Linked DNA regions of Homo sapiens: region 1 is linked to region 2. A link is a loop called in an ENCODE intact Hi-C map of the cell type or tissue named here. Cell type or tissue: PC-3. All regions are shown on one strand.

The links. A loop is a pair of places that touch in the nucleus more often than their neighbours do. Peaks named below come from ENCODE experiments on the same cell type or tissue, not always from the same donor. Only the 100,000 strongest peaks of a DNase experiment are listed, where the experiment ranks them.
Region 1: it touches region 2 in a loop (22-fold over the local background); 13 of 110 quality-filtered maps call a loop at or near these places.

Annotation. Positions count from the first base shown.
Region 1 is chr7:129,397,654-129,405,653 of GRCh38, forward strand. It overlaps AHCYL2 (adenosylhomocysteinase like 2), which reads left to right. Exons shown (of 17, transcript NM_015328.4): 6 at 2,637-2,731; 7 at 5,726-5,832; 8 at 7,444-7,560. It also overlaps the pseudogene RNU7-16P. Among named protein-coding and RNA genes, the nearest start is that of STRIP2, 33 kb to the right of the region's middle. In PC-3, a CTCF peak has its summit at 4,799 (motif pointing right); a DNase peak (open chromatin) is centred at 3,968; H3K27ac peaks cover 1,352 bases.
Region 2 is chr7:129,469,000-129,476,999 of GRCh38, forward strand. It overlaps STRIP2 (striatin interacting protein 2), which reads left to right. Exons shown (of 21, transcript NM_020704.3): 18 at 1,650-1,716. Among named protein-coding and RNA genes, the nearest start is that of SMKR1, 30 kb to the right of the region's middle. RefSeq lists an enhancer at 840-1,379. In PC-3, a CTCF peak has its summit at 3,508 (motif pointing left); DNase peaks (open chromatin) are centred at 2,722 and 3,552; H3K27ac peaks cover 1,942 bases.

The DNA of each region.
Region 1 (8,000 bases), 71 kb before region 2:
CAGCCATAGTTTTGTGACTCTGTTGGTTTTCCAGCAAGTAATTTGCCCTGACTTAATGTTTGGTGTTTCTGCTTCAGGAGTAAAGAAGACTTGACCTGGCAGATTAATATTTGATCACAACATCCACTGGTACTTGATGGACAAAAGAAATAGAGAAATTTGGACTTTGCCAGCCTCTTGCCTTTACTCTTTGGCAGTACAGCTAGCACTCTCAGCATTTCATTTGTTCTTTCATTTTAATTTACTTATTTATAAGATTTTATGGCTGTATATATGATAGAAAAATATTTAATACTTTATTAATACAAATATTAAATGTGTACCCCAGTGAATTGTACATACGCATTCATTTCTTTTCCTTTTTTTAAAAGTAGAAACGGAGTCTTGCTGGGTCACCCAGGCTGGGGTGCAGTAGTGCAGTCGTGTTTCACTGCATCCTTCAATTCCTAGGAACAGGTGATCCTCCCACTTCAGTCTTCTGAGTAGCTGGGACTTCAGGCATGTGCCACCATGCCCAGCTAATTTAAAAAAAATGTTTGAAGACACAGGGTCTTGCTGTGTTGCTCAGGCTGGTCTCAAACAGCCAGCCTCAAGTGATCCTCCTGCCTCATCCTCCCAAAGTGCTGGGATTACAGGTGTGAGCCACCATGCCCAGCCCATTTCTTTTTTCTGTTTTTTTTTTTAAATTTAATTTAATTTTTATTTTTTATTTTTATTTTTATTTTTATTTATTTATTTTTTTTGAGATGAAGTCTCACTCTGTCGCCCAGGCTGGAGTGCAGTGGCATGATCTCGGCTCACTGAAACCTCTGCCTCCCAGGTTCAAGCGATTCTCCTGCCTCAGCCTCCTGAGTAGCTGGGATTACAGGTGCCCTCCACTATACCCGGCTAATTTTTGTATTTTTAGTAGAGACGGGGTTTCACCATGTTAGTCAGGCTGGTCTCGAACTCCTGACCTCAGATGATCTGCCTGCCTCGGCCTCCCAAAGTGCTGGGATTACAGGTGTGAGCCACCGCACCCGGCTGCCCCATTTTTTTTTTTAAACAAATGCTTACTGACCTACGCTAAGAGCTGTAAGGGCAAATGAGACAATGTCCTTACCCTCAGAATCTTATATTTTGGTGAGATAATACACATATATAAATAATGATGATACAAGGACATATATAATAAATGCCATGACAGATTATAAATCCATATTCACTACACAAACAAGAGGCTTAGGAAAGTTCAGATTCCCACTTTGGGAAGCTGAGGCAGGTGGATCACCTGAGGTCAGGAATTCAAGACCAGCGTGGCCAACATGGTGAAACCCTGTCTTTACTAAGAGTACAAAAATTAGCTGAGTGTGGTGGTGCAGGCCTGTAATCCTAGCTACTCATGAGGCTGAGGCAGGAGAATCGCTTGAACCCAGGAGGCGGAGGCTGCAGTGAGCCGAGATCGCGCCACTGCACTCTAGCCTGGGTGACAGAGTGAGACTCCATCTCAAAAAAAAAAAAAAAAAAAAAAAGAGGCCAGGCGCGGTGGCTCACACCTGTAATCCCAGCACTTTGGGAGCCTGAGGTGGGCGGATCATGAGGTCAGAAGTTCGAGACCAGCCTGGCCAATATGGTGAAACCCCGTCTTTACTAAAAGTACAAAAATTAGCTGGGCGTGGTGCCACGCACCTGTAGTCCCAGCTACTCAGGAGGCTAAGGCAGGAGAATCGCTTGAACCCAGGAGGCAGAGGTTGCAGTGAGCCGAGATTATGCCACTGCACTCCAGCCTGGGTGACAGAGCAAGACTCCGTCTCAAAAAAAAAAAAGAAAAGAAAAGTTAAGATTCCTTGAGAGCTCATTTCCAGCTGGGTTAATCAGACTTCATTAGGAACATGACACTTAACTGGGCTATGAATTCTAGTAACGTTTTAGCAAGTGGAGAAACACGTAAGGGTTTTTTTCTTAATAATAGGGTGGAATGATTAAAGTATAGAAGCAAGAAAAATTAAAGTGTAATTGGGAAATGGTGAGAATGCCAGTTTGAGTGGATCAAGAAGTACCTGTTTCTGGTTTTTGTTTTCCCTTTAGTCACTTTTTTTTTTTTTTTTTTTTGAGACAGAGTCACGCCCTGTCGCCCAGGCTGGAGTGCAGTGGCACGATCTTGGCTCACTGCAACCTCCACCTCCCAGGTTCAAGCAATTCTCCTGCCTCAGGCTCCCAAGTAGCTGAGATTACAGGCATGCACCACCACGCCCAACTAATTTTTGTATTTTTAGTAGAAACAGGTTTCATCATGTTGGCCAGGCTGGCCTTGAACTCCTAACCTCAGGTGATCCACCCACCTCAGCCTCCCAAGGTGCTGGGATTTCAGGAGTGAGCCACCGCACCTGGCCCCCTTTCATTACATTTTAAACAACTGTCATACTTTTGTCCATTCTGCTTGTCCTCCTTGGGCTAATAAGAGCAGAATGACCAACAAAGACAAAGGAATGGATAAAGGGGCTGAAGGCAACGCCAATCAGTGAAGAATGTCAATCCAAGGAGTATAGCAGAATGAGAGAGTTGGAAATTAGGAAAAACCAGAATCTTCTCACTAAAATTAGGGGGTCAGCCTTTTTTGGTCTTTAATGGTTTCCCTTTGTTCCTTTTTTTCCCAGGATTTCCTGTTTTTGCCTGGAAGGGAGAGTCAGAAGATGACTTTTGGTGGTGTATCGATAGATGTGTGAATGTGGAGGGCTGGCAGCCAAACATGGTGGGTCAGATTTCTGCTAACACAATTCTGTAGGGGTCAGGAATGGGGATGGGTGGAGGTTATGGCCTAGGAGAGGGTTTCCCAACAAGAAGGAAGGAAAATGGCTTCATTTCTATCTGATATACCTGGGTTTCCAGCAGAACTAGATTCTTATGCTACGGGTACCCCAAGAGTATTGAAGCTCTTATAACCTCAGAGTGCCTTAATTATTGGTTCTAATGTTGGAAGCATTTATATTCATTAGAAACATTAAAGCACTGCCCAGGATTCACATGTGGCTGGTTAAAAAACAATAGTAATGAGTTTCCATCCCCTGCTACTGCCTACTTCCCACCCCTTACAACAACCAAAAAACCCAAACAAACCACCCCAGAACTCTGGAGATACTTAGCCTTCTCTCTAGAATCCATATACTTGTAATGTTAGTCAGGACTAGAAAAAAAATAAAAATAATATTCATATAATGAATTTATAGTAAACCTGAAGAGCTTACAAGTTCAAATTTCTTCTCTTTATATTCTTTCCCCACATTAAAAAAGACGAGATGAAGTTTTAGGGTTTTAATTTTTGCTTCATTTTTATTTTTGTTTTATTTTTTAGAAGATCAAGTCTTGAAGCCTCATAGCACATTAGATTTGCAAAGAGGCAAAAAGCTACACAAAGGGCCAGGTGTGGTGGCCTGTAATCCCAGCACTTTGGGAGCCCAAGGCAGGTGGATTACTTCAGCCCAGGAGTTCGAGACCAGCCTGGGCAACATAGGCTTTCTACAAAAAATACAAAAATTAGCAGGATGTGTTGGCATGCACCTGTAGTAGTAGTCCCAGCTACTTAGGAGGCTGGGACTCCTAAGTGGGAGGATCACTTGAGCCCAGGAGGTGGAGGTTGCAGTGAGCCGAGATCACACCACTGCAGTCCAGCCTGGGTGAGAGAGTGAAACCATGCCCCCATCCCAGTGCCCCCCCCCAAAAAAGCTACACAAAGTATAAGGTGCTCCTATTTTGCAAATAATTCTGCCCTCTCCCCTAGGGGGAGGGGGCAGAAATTAGGGAATGTACTGAGAAAAGAATCCCTGAAGCTCTAGTCCAACCATTGCTTGCTGCTGAAGGCTGCAGAGCAGGCCTCACTTGGTGCATGGCAGAGAAGTAGCTTCTTTCTGAATTCTGTGATCCAGGTCACACTGCACCAGGCTTGTTTGAGGAAGCTGGGTTAGAGCTTCATATCCTAAAGGGGTGGGGGAGCAGAGTTGACAGTGGCTGTAAGATGAGTCAGCTCATTCCAACAGTTTTAATAGTGACACAAGGGAGTGTGACTGACAGATGCTGAAGCAGATATGCCAGGGGGTTTCTCCTGGGAATAAAACATTGATTTTTAAAGTCAGGAACCCAGGGAGGACATTAGGATTATACCTGGAGAACTTTTACAAACTGTAGAACCAGCACAAACTGCTAGGAAGGTTAATAAAGAGAGTAAGACAAGGACAAAAACAGTTGTCACCCCAGAAAACAGGACCCATACCTGTTTGGATTCTGTCAAGATTTAGTACTTCTCCTTGCTTCCCAACCTCTGGAAGATTTCCTGATGACAATAATTTTCTGCAGTAGATTTATATGGTGAGAATTATGGGCAGCATTCATTAAGTAAATCTTAGAGACAGCAACTACTGTCTCTAGTGGATAAGAATAGTGAAACTTACAACACAGAGTTTCCAGTTGTTCAATCTCTCTTGTCTCTTATCTTTTCTGTGGAAGGGAAAACTTCATCAGGGATTCCATACATGGAGAATGGGAGAGAGAAACTCAGAAGAGCTTTTTGCTTTCTTGGGGCATCTGTTCTGGGGGTTTCTACTTGTAGTATGGAGCAAGTACAAGAGCTTTGATGAGAGTCCTAACTTGGATCCTGGTTCTCAAGCAAGGTTTGAGTGAGAGAAAATAGGTCAACAGCAAGAGCAAAAGCAAAAAAGAGATCAGGTGGTAGACATGAGGTTGGGGATTTTGTGTACTCTGGGGTCCAGAATGGCAGTTTTGGCACTTATAGTAGAGTTGATAATTGATGAGACTGCAAGATGGGTGCATGTCAGCAGAGGGCAACCCAGTTCTGTGGGACTTTCCAGGAGGATGGGTATAACAATTTGCAGAGTCCTGCTAAACACTTCTGACAGCCTAGGGAAGGACTGAAGTGTCACAGCCTCGTGCCTAACAATGTTCTAAGCTGGTTTTTCTTTAGTTTTATAATTCAAAAGCTTTTCTCTGCTGATGAAAGCTCCAGTGGGCACAGCGTTGTGTTTATCTTTAATCCCAACCTGAAATAGTGATAGATGAGCTGTTCAGAGGCATGCTTGCACACCTACATGCTGCACGGTTCCCTGGTTATTTTTAATTTGGTTTGTACAGAGTGTGAGGTTGTGCTAGGCAAAACCCTACAGTGCTGCCTGATATTTTGGGTGGGAGAGTGCCTATACTTTGGGAGAAGAAAAGGATTAAGGAATACAGTTTTATAAACCATTGTTCTGACAGGGAGACTTAATTATCTGACCATTTATTGATTTATTTTTCTTTTTTTTCTCAAGAGGCTGTGTAAACTGAGGCTGTTTATTTAAACTAAGTCTTGACTGAATATATTTAAAGTCCCTTTAGGCTTTCTGAATACCTATAGTAGATTCAAGATCTAGTGGCCTAGTAACTACAAGTTACCAATCCATAAGAAAATCCTCGGTTAGTTGCTGTATATTTTGATACAGTAGATATGTCACGGGGAGGGTCGTTTGGCTGCGCGAATTACAATTGGCCTTTCTCCTCTCATTGTCTTTTACTTCAATATAATGACTATTTGGCAGATTATTGTATTTACTCTGGCTTTAAGTTACTTTGCATAACCATATGGGAAATTTTAAATATCTGTAAATTGCTAATTAGATTGGGATGCAAGACCCAGAGAAGCACTGAAGCCTTGAGACTTCAGCAAAGTGAATGATGTTATTGATGCTTACTATTGCAGATCTTGGATGATGGAGGGGATCTTACCCACTGGATTTATAAAAAGTATCCCAACATGTTTAAGAAAATCAAGGGCATAGTAGAGGAGAGTGTTACTGGAGTTCACAGGTAAGATTTGACATGGGCATACCTGGTTTTATGCAGTCTAGACATAAAATCTTATAAACACATACCTATAAAACACATGTTAAAAATTGGAGCCTGGGCCAGGCGCGGTGGCTCACGCCTGTAATCCCAGCACTTTGGGAGGCTGAGGTGGGCGGATCACGAGGTCAGGAGATCAAGACCATCCTGGCTAACACGGTGAAACCCCGTCTCTACTAAAAATACAAAAAAATTAGCCTGGTGTGGTGGGCGCCTGTGGTCCCAGCTACTCGGGAGGCTGAGGGAGGAGAATGGCATGAACCCAGGAGGCGGAGCTTGCAGTGAGCAGAGATCATGCCACTGCACTCCAGCCTGGGTGACAGAGCGAGACTCCATCTCAAAAAAAAAAAAAAAAAAAAAAAAAAAAAAATTGGAGCCTGCTATGAGGTAACCACATCTCAGCTTGCTATGAGGTGACCAGATCTCAGCTTGCTATGAGGTGAGCAGATCTCTCTTGTTTTTTTTTTTTAATTAACAACACAAATAATGAACCTAAAATAGTGAGAAGGGGGCAGGTGGGAGAACAAGTGAAGTCCTCATGTTTTCTAGTGATTGTAAACAATTAACTTGTCCTTTTTGGACACATATATTCATTCATTCATTCAACAAATATTTATTGAACTTCTACAATGAATGAGGAACTGCTCTAGATGCTAGGAATCTAGCAGTAGACAAAACAGACAGAAAAAAACTCTGCCATCTTAGAGCTTACATTCTTACATGGAGAGCAAGGATGTAGGGTTCTGCTTCTCAAATGAGTAATAATTCTCTGAGTAAAATTGGAATTATTTCAGTTCAATTTCTGTGATCATTTCTATGATTTATTTCACCCATAAAGAACTAAAAGTATGAAAAAAAAAAGTTGTAGGGAAGTAAATTCTGAACCAGCCACCATCACTGCTTCAATACATTATCATCTTTTTGAATGTACAAAACTGAGGTCAGGAGTTCAAGACCAGCCTGGCCAACGTGGTGAAACCCCGTCTCTACTAAAAATACAAAAATTAGCTGAGTGTGGTGGCGGGCGCCTATAATCCCAGCTACTCAGGAGTCTGAAGCACAAAAATCGCTTGAACCCTGGAGGCAGAGGTTGCAGTAAGCTGAGATCACACCATTGCTCTCCAGCGGGGACAACAAGAGTGAGACTCCATCTCAAAACAAACAAACAAACAATAAAAGCACAAACAGCCAGGCGTAGTCTCATGCACTTGTAGTTCTGGCAGGCAGGGAGACCAGTGCAGATTTAGTGAACATTGTACCTAGTAGGTAATTTTTCAACCTTCAACCCGCTCCCACTCTCCCACTTTTTATAGTCTCCAGTGAAGGCCTTAAAATTTAGAGGTGGGTCAAGGATTTCCCCCACATGACTTTTGAATAAAATCTTTATTGTGAAGCTATATATGCAGGCTCTAGAAAGATATTCTTTATTTCTCAGTGGCCACCTAACAGGATGAAACTAGTCATGTCTCATGGTCTCATGCCTACCCAATCAACGTATTTCTGGGGCCTCCTATGAAAGCAATGGTAGATTGTAATGTCCTGGTGTTTTTTGTTCTTGGCTTCCCTCATCCTCAGGCTGTACCAACTGTCCAAAGCTGGGAAGCTGTGTGTTCCAGCCATGAATGTCAATGACTCAGTCACCAAACAGAAATTTGACAACCTCTACTGTTGCCGTGAATCAATTCTTGATGGGTAATGTTTATTATCTTTGAGATGAAGTTGTGATGTCCAGTTGAGATTCTAAGTTTTTTGGCTTTGGTTATTTCTGGAAAGGATTCATGTAGCACCTCTGGATAATGTCTCCATAAAGCCAGAGCTTTGTCACCTCATAAATTAAAATTACATTATTTTTATTTTCTCCTTTGTATCTTTTCTATTTCTAAATATTATATTTTCAAAATATTATCTAATAAATGTATGTTGCTTTTATGTTTAAAAGTTACTGTGTTATCTACATCTTCTTCCTTTCTGCACCACTTGCAAGAAAGGGGAAAAAAAAAGGAAAAAAACCCTTACATATAGGATTGGTTAGATGGCAGGGAGTGAGAAAATATGTATTTTATTTAACCTTCCTGTCTGGTCATTAGTTTCTCTAGGATAGAAACCAGACTTTCAGTGTTACAGGTCTTTTA
Region 2 (8,000 bases):
GTCTATATGAGCTAAACATGCCCCACCTCAGAGACTGAATTGACTCTTCAATCCCTATTCCAGATTCCCTGGGTTAGAGGTTCACTCCTAGATCAACTGTGGCTAGGGGAGTGGTATACAGAAATTGAATGTTCCTTCTGCACCCATGGACCTAGAATGGGAGGTACAGACAATTCAATAGATGTCCATTTGGTTCAGTTTGGAGTTGGAAGAGTGGTAGCAACAGACTACACCTTTTGCTAAGGTTGGCCTGAACAAGATGATCCTCTTATGCACCATCTGTAAGTTTTACTTTTGAATGATCTCTGAGAACTTGGAGATCACAGCTCATTATTGCAGAATTTTCTCATGGCTCTTAACAATCTAGATGTTCTAGATACTTGTAAATTAATTTTATGCCCCCTTAGGCTAGATTTCAATTCACTAAGAGAATGGAACAAATCTATCTTTGATTTCCCACCCCCATTTCCTGGTCGCCGGCAACTACTTTGCCATAGGGCTTTGTCAGTGGGAGGTGGGTGGATAGGTGGATGAGCCAGCCAAGAATGTTCATCCTAATGGAGCAGTACAGAACTGGCAACCCTGGGAAAATCCAATAGAGTGAATCAAGATGATGAACAACATTACAGGTAGTTTGACACTGCCCTCTCCCAAGCTGACCCTTCTCCTCTCCTACCCTGGTCCCCCAGGTTATCTTGGACAAAGGTAAACATTTCTGGCCAAATAAATTGTTGCCTTTTACTTGTATAGAAGTTTTGACTTTTAAAATGTAGAGACAGGTTCATTATAGCAGTGTGAACTTGTCGTCGTCAAAGCCACTGCTTTGCCAACATCCTTTATCCATTTCCAGCTGCACTAGTTCAGATAGGTTGGTGTTCAAAACCTCATGGAACATCAGAACCAGAAGGGGCATTAGAGATTAGCTAGTCCAGATTCTGTATTGTGTCAGTGAAGAAGGGAGAAGAGGAAAGAGACAGCTGTCATTTATTTTGTAACTATGTCCTTGTCATAATGCAATGCCTTATTTCCCCTCCTAACTCATGCCTGCTTCCCTGGGCTCACTACAGAGCTGTAGCTTGCAGTCCCCCACTGTCAGCTATTACCATTCTTGAGTTACTAGATTAGCCTTTCTATAGGAAACTGCCCCTGTCTCAAGCTTCCTTTAGGAGTGGCTTCTGTAATCATTCCCCAGAGCTCCCAGCTTTCAGAAAGATCTGGTGAGAGACACAGGAGGATCATTTCATCCTCCCATCCTCAGATTGTTATCCAGTGGGATGGGTTTGGGCAGTGTCTGTGGGAGCAGTTATATTCACACATACAGTTAAATGCAGAAACACAAATGCACTCAAGTTTACATGTTCCTTTAAAGAAGCAAGGAGTGCTAAGAAAAGAGGCTCTCTTTCTGCTTTCTTTTGCATCTACCAGATGGGTGCCAGCCTCAAAGAACTCATTGGTTCCTCTCATGACAGGAAAGGAGACTGGAGCTAGAGTTGCCTGGCACCAGAGCCCTCATTTCAGCTGAGGTCACTAAGCAATTTGGGAAATGGATAGGGGCTGCTGGAGAGAAATAACTCCTGCCCTTTCCAGATACAGCCAATTCCTGCTGTTGCCATTTACCTAAAGCCTGTCCTTATCTCTGCATCTTACAGCATCTCAGTCCTGGATTATCCTTGCTGTACCATCCAGGATTTGCCGGAGCTTACTACTGAAAGTCTGGTAAGCAGATGGGGATTTGGTAGCCTTTGAAATTGCTAGGTAGCACAGGTTGGCATTTGCTCTTTCATTTCTTCTCCAACCCCTTAATGCCCTGGTTTGAGAGTCTCAGATCAATGAAGGTATATTGGCAAGAGCAGAGATGCAGCAGGGGTTTAGAGTTGCTGACCCAGTTGAGAAAGATTTGGAAAAGTTTAGCGTAGCATTTTTCAGAGAAGAGGAAACAGCCAGTGAAAAACACTAAGGAGGAAAAGGAATTTAGAAACATAATGGGACCGAAATTGAGCGTGAATATCTATGCTAAATGCAGGACAATCTCTTCTGGTCTAGCACAAATAATTATCTGTCTTCTTTCTGCTGTGCTACAGGGAGTTCACTTCTTATTTTCATATAGGTAATAAAACCTAGCAAGCAATGTGTACTTGAGAAAATACTTTGTCTAAGTCTCTCGGAGGCAAAAGTCTATATAGCCACAAAAGGATAGCCCAGAAAGTTTCTCATCTTGAAAACAGCTCTAGGCAAATCAGAAAAGTCACTCACGGTTATTCTTAATTCCATGAAACTGACTGAACAACAGCCATACTGAAGATGAGGTATCTACCTCATCATGTATTGCCATAGCTCCTTAGATAAGCCACAATCCATACCTCCAGCCTGTTGCATTGTAATTATGCATTTGTGTCTGTTTCTTAATTTGACTGTAGAATCCTTGAATGAAGAGGTAGTATAATCATTTTTATATCCTTAGAGTCTAGCACTTTGTCTGGTACATTGAAGAGCTCAATAAATGTCAAATGATTGAATCATGGCATGCACCAATGGTTACTACAACCCTTTGTCCTCCAATTGTAATTCCTGCAAAATGTTGAGTCAGAAAAGTATATTATGCAAAAATAGAATGACAATCTCTGTGGTACAGGTTTTATAGAACCATGGGATTCTTGGCTGGAGGGGACTTAAGAGCCATTTGATCCAACCCCCTTATTTCAAAGATGAGAAACCTGAAGGCCCAGTGAATGAAGTGACTTGTCATGGTTTACTCCTCATAGGTGACAGAGCCTGAATCAGACATGAGTCAAAAGACCCATGTCCTGAGACACCAACCTAGCACCCTTTTTTACCACTGGGATAGAGAGATTCCCTGGTCTTATTTAGATGTGGCCTCAGCAGCCAAAGAAGTTGGAAGCTTTTTATTCCTACAGAGAAGTAATAAATTGTCTAACCCTCTCTATGTTATTTATGATGCTATTCAGTCTTTTTTCAAGTTTTTTATTAAAAAAAATTTTTTTTACCCACACTACAGAGATGTAGCTATTAAATCGTTAAAACAACTCTATGAGGTTAGTATTACTATTTTATAGATGGAGAAGTTAAATAGCTACCAGTTGAAAGTGGAAGTCAGGGTAGAGAGACATGTATCCCCTGCCATTCAGAGTTGGAATGAAGAATACATTTTCCACAGAAACAGTGGTACACAGTAGCATTAAAATTCTGCTATTAGTAGGGCATTTCAGAAGATAAAGTCAACTTTTATGGCCTGAATTTATTTCTTCCTATAATGTGTTTTTTATTTTCAGTTCCAACCCCATTGGTTCATATATAGGAATTGATAGGAACCACACTTTCACATCTCTCCCAATTGACCTTTGGGATATGTGCATAAAATTACTGAAATGAAGTGAACATAATAATTTATTATGTTTTCTAAGAAGATTTTAATATTATTCAGAGTGAAAGCATGTATTTATTCTTCCTGAAAAATAGTCATGCTAAGTATTTTACTACTTTGTGTGAAGCAATAGTGGCACCTGGTGGTTTCATTTAGTAACCACAGACTTTTTGTTTTGCTTGAATTTTGAATGAGCCCAGTCATGGGCTGCAATAACTAGTGAGTCTATTCCACATAGGTCCTCAGTATGGTTTATCTAAACTGGTGACTTCTGTGCTCAGAAAAACACTAATGTTCATATGAGTAAGATATATCTGTTTTTTTCAGGCTTAACAAATTGCAAGCACAGAAAATGTACTGGCTATTTGAATATATAGAATTTTCTTTTCTTTTCCTTTTTTTTTTTTTTTTTTTTTTTTTTTTGAGACAGAGTCTTGTGCTGTCACCCAGGCTGGAATGCAGTGGTGTGATCTCAGCTCACTGAAACCTCTGCCTCGTGAGTCCAAGTGATTTTCCTGCCTCAGCCTTCTGAGTAGCGGGGACTACAGGCACGTGCCACCATGCCCAGCTAATTTTTGTATTTTTAGTAGAGACAGGCTTTCATCATGTTGGCCAGGCTGGTCTCGAACTCCTGGTCTCAGATGATCCACCTGCCTCAGCCTCCCAAAGTGCTGGGATTATAGGCATGAGCCACAACGAATGGCTATAGGATTTTCTTTAAGTAACTTTTGAAGTTTTTTTCCTGATATTAAAATAAATATACGTATTGCAGAAAACTGGAGAAACAGAAAAGTATGAGGAAGAAAAATACTCTTATGCCACCTACATATAGCCACTGTTAATATTTTGCTGCAATTATATATATATTCACTCATATATAAACACATTAACAAAACTAAGACTTTATACATAGATATTTCATTTGACAGCAAAATTTAAATGTTCACAATATCATTTTATTAAACATTCTAGAGGACAATTTTTTTCTTTCTTTTTTGAAGACAGGGTCTTGCTTTGTCACCCAGGCTGGAGTGCAGTGCACTCGGCCTGAAGCACGGCCCATCGCAGCCTCAAGCTCCTGGGCTGAAGTGATCCTCCCACCTTCCCAAGTAGCTGGGTGTAGGTGGGACCACAGACATGCTACCATGCCAGGCTAATTTTTGTATTTTTTGTAGAGACGGGGTCTTTGTGTTGCCCAAGCTGATCTTGAACTCCTGGGCTCAAGCAATCTGCCCTCCTTGGCCTCCCAAATTGCTGGGATTACAGGTGTCAGCCACCATGCCCAGCTGAGGACATAATTTTAATTTCTTTAAATTTTTTATTTATTTTTTATTTTTATTTATTTATTTTTTTTGAGATGGAGTCTCGCTCTGTCGGCCAGGCTGGAGTGCAGTGGCGCCATCTTGGCTCACTGCAACCTCTGCCTCCCGGGTTCAAGCGATTCTTCTGCCTCAGCCTTCCGAGTAGCTGGGATTACAGGCACATGCCACCACGCCTGGCTAATTTTTTGTATTTTTAGTAGAGACAGTGTTGTACTGTGTTAGCCAGGATGGTCTCAATTTCCTGACCTGGTGATCCGCCCACCTCAGCCTCCCAAAGTGTTGGGATTACAGGCGTGAGCCACTGCACGCAGCCCAGGACATAATTTTTAATAGTTACACATAATATTCCACTATTTAGTTTCAAAAAGGATTCTGTGCTGTTGACATTTATTTATGTTTTCCTTGTGTAACTCCAAAACAAACATCCTTGCATGCAAATCTTTTATTTTTTTTTTTTGAGACAGGGTCTCGAAGTTGCTCAGGCTTGAGTGCAGTGGTGTGATCACAGCTCACTGCAGTCTTGACCTCCCAGGGTCAAATGATCCTTCCACCTCAGCCACCCAAGTAGCTAGGACTACAGGCACATGCCACTATGCTTGGCTAATTTTTAAATTAAAAAAAAATTTTTTTAGAGATAAAATCTCCCTAGAGACAGAATCTCCCTATTTTGTCCAGACTGGTCTCAAATTCTTGGGCTTAGTGATCCTCCTGCCTTGGCCTCTCAAAGTGCTGGGATTACAGGTGTGAGCCACAATGCCCAGCTGCACATGAATCTTTGATTATTTCCTTTAGATTCCTAGAAGTGGAATTATTGGGCTGAAGTAGTCTTTTTTTTTGAGACAGTCGCCCAGACTGGAGTGCAGTGGCGCAATCTCTGCTCACTGCAGCCTCCACCTCCCAGGTTCAAGCGATTCTCCTGCCTCAACCTCCCAAGTAGCTGGGATTACAGGTGTGTGCCATTACTGCCCAGCTAATTTTTGTACTTTTTAGTGGAAGCAGAGTTTCACCATGTTGGCCAGGCTGGTCTTGAACTCCTGACCACAAATGATCCACCTGCCTCAGCCTCCCAAAGTGCTGGGATTATAGGCCTGAGCCACCGCTGGGCTGAGGTAGTCTTGATTTATATTTTTTCAGTTTTCTGAATTTGAACTGAATTCATTTCAACTTTATATGAAACTCTAAACAGCATGATGAACATGAAATAAAGGTGAGCTAATGGCATATTAATTTCTGAAGTATTCCCATTTTGTCAAACTAATTAGCTCTTAGATAGGCCATCTTCACCAATATACTAAGTAGTTTCCCCTCCCACCTGGTACAGGAAGTTTAAAAATTTGTGTATCTCCAAATGTCGGTATTCATATTCAATCCACTAAACTAGGAAAAAATTGAAATAAAATTCCAAACTTAAATGAAGGATGGTGAACGTATGATTATGTGGAAGTTAAGTGTGGTCTTTGAAAGGAGGTTGCTGGAGAAGGCAGTGGATGTGGGCTCAGTATGTATTTTGCAATGCTTAGCATCTGAATGGTTGTTGAGAGCAGTGGTATGAAATGTAGGCTGTGCAAGGAAATGCTTTGGGGGATGGAAAATATTAAATATTTTATATGTATTATATTGATATCTTTTTATTTTTTTATTTTTTATTTATTTTTTTTATTGATCATTCTTGGGTGTTTCTCGCAGAGGGGGATTTGGCAGGGTCACAGGACAACAGTGGAGGGAAGGTCAGCAGACAAACAAGTGAACAAAGGTCTCTGGTTTTCTAGGCAGAGGACCCTGGGGCCTTCCGCAGTGTTTGTATCCCTGGGTACTTGAGATTAGGGAGTGGTGATGACTCTTTTTTTTTCTTTTTTTTTTTTTTCTTTTTATTTTTTTTTATTGATCATTCTTGGGTGTTTCTCGCATAGGGGGATTTGGCAGGGTCATAGGACAATAGTGGAGGGAAGTTCAGCAGATAAACAAGTGAACAAAGGTCTCTGGTTTTCCTAGGCAGAGGACCCTGCGGCCTACCGCAGTGTTTGTGTCCCTGGGTACTTGAGATTAGGGAGTGGTGATGACTCTTAACGAGCATGCTGCCTTCAAGCATCTGTTTAACAAAGCACATCTTGCACCGCCCTTAATCCATTTAACCCTGAGTGGACACAGCACATGTTTCAGAGAGCACCGGGTTGGGGGCAAGGTCATAGATCAACAGCATCCCAAGGCAGAAGAATTTCTCCTAGTACAGAACGAAATGGAGTCTCCCATGCCCGCCTCTTTCTACACAGACACAGCAACAATCTGATTTCCCCATCTTTTCCCCACATTTCCCCCCTCTCTATTGGACAAAACCGCCATCGTCGTCATGGCCCGCTCCCAATGAGCTGTTGGGTACACCTCCCAGAGGGGGTGGCGGCCGGGCAGAGGGGCTCCCCACTTCCCAGAAGGGGTGGCCAGGCAGAGGTGCCCCCCTCCTCCCGGACGGGGCGGCTGGCCGGGCGGGGGCTGCCCCCCACCTCCCTCCCGGACGGGGCGGCTGGCCGGGCGGGGGCTGCCCCCCACCTCCCTCCCGGGCGGGGCGGCTGCCGGGCAGAGACGCTCCTCACTTCCCAGATGCGGCGGCTGCCGGGCGGAGGGGCTCCTCACTTCTCAGACGGGGCGGCTGCCGGGCGGAGGGGCTCCTCACTTCTCAGACGGGGCGGCTGCCGGGCGGAGGGGCTCCTCACTTCTCAGACGGGGCGGCTGCCGGGCGGAGGGGCTCCTCACTTCTCAGATGGGGCGGCTGCCGGGCGGAGGGGCTCCTCACTTCTCAGATGGGGCGGCCAGGCAGAGACGCTCCTCAGCTCCCAGACAGGGTCGCGGCCGGGCAGAGGCACTCCTCACATCCCAGACGGGGCGGAGGGGCAGAGGTGCTCCCCACATCTCACGATGGGCGGCCGGGCAGAGACGCTCCTCACTTCCTAGACTGGATGGCGGCCGGGAAGAGGCACTCCTCACTTCCCAGACTGGGCAGCCGGGCAGAGGGGCTCCTTGCATCCCAGACGATGGGCAGCCGGGCAGAGACGCTCTTCACTTCCCAGACGGGGTGGCGGCCGGGCAGAGGCTGCAATCTCGGCACTTTGGGAGGCCAAGGCAGGCGGCTGGGAGGTGGAGGTTGTAGCTAGCCGAGATCACGCCACTGCACTCCAGCCTGGGCAACATTGAGCACTGAGTGAACGAGACTCCGTCTGCAATCCCGGCACCTCGGGAGACCGAGGCTGGCAGATCACTCGCGGTTAGGAGCTGGAGACCAGCCCGGCCAACACAGCGAAACC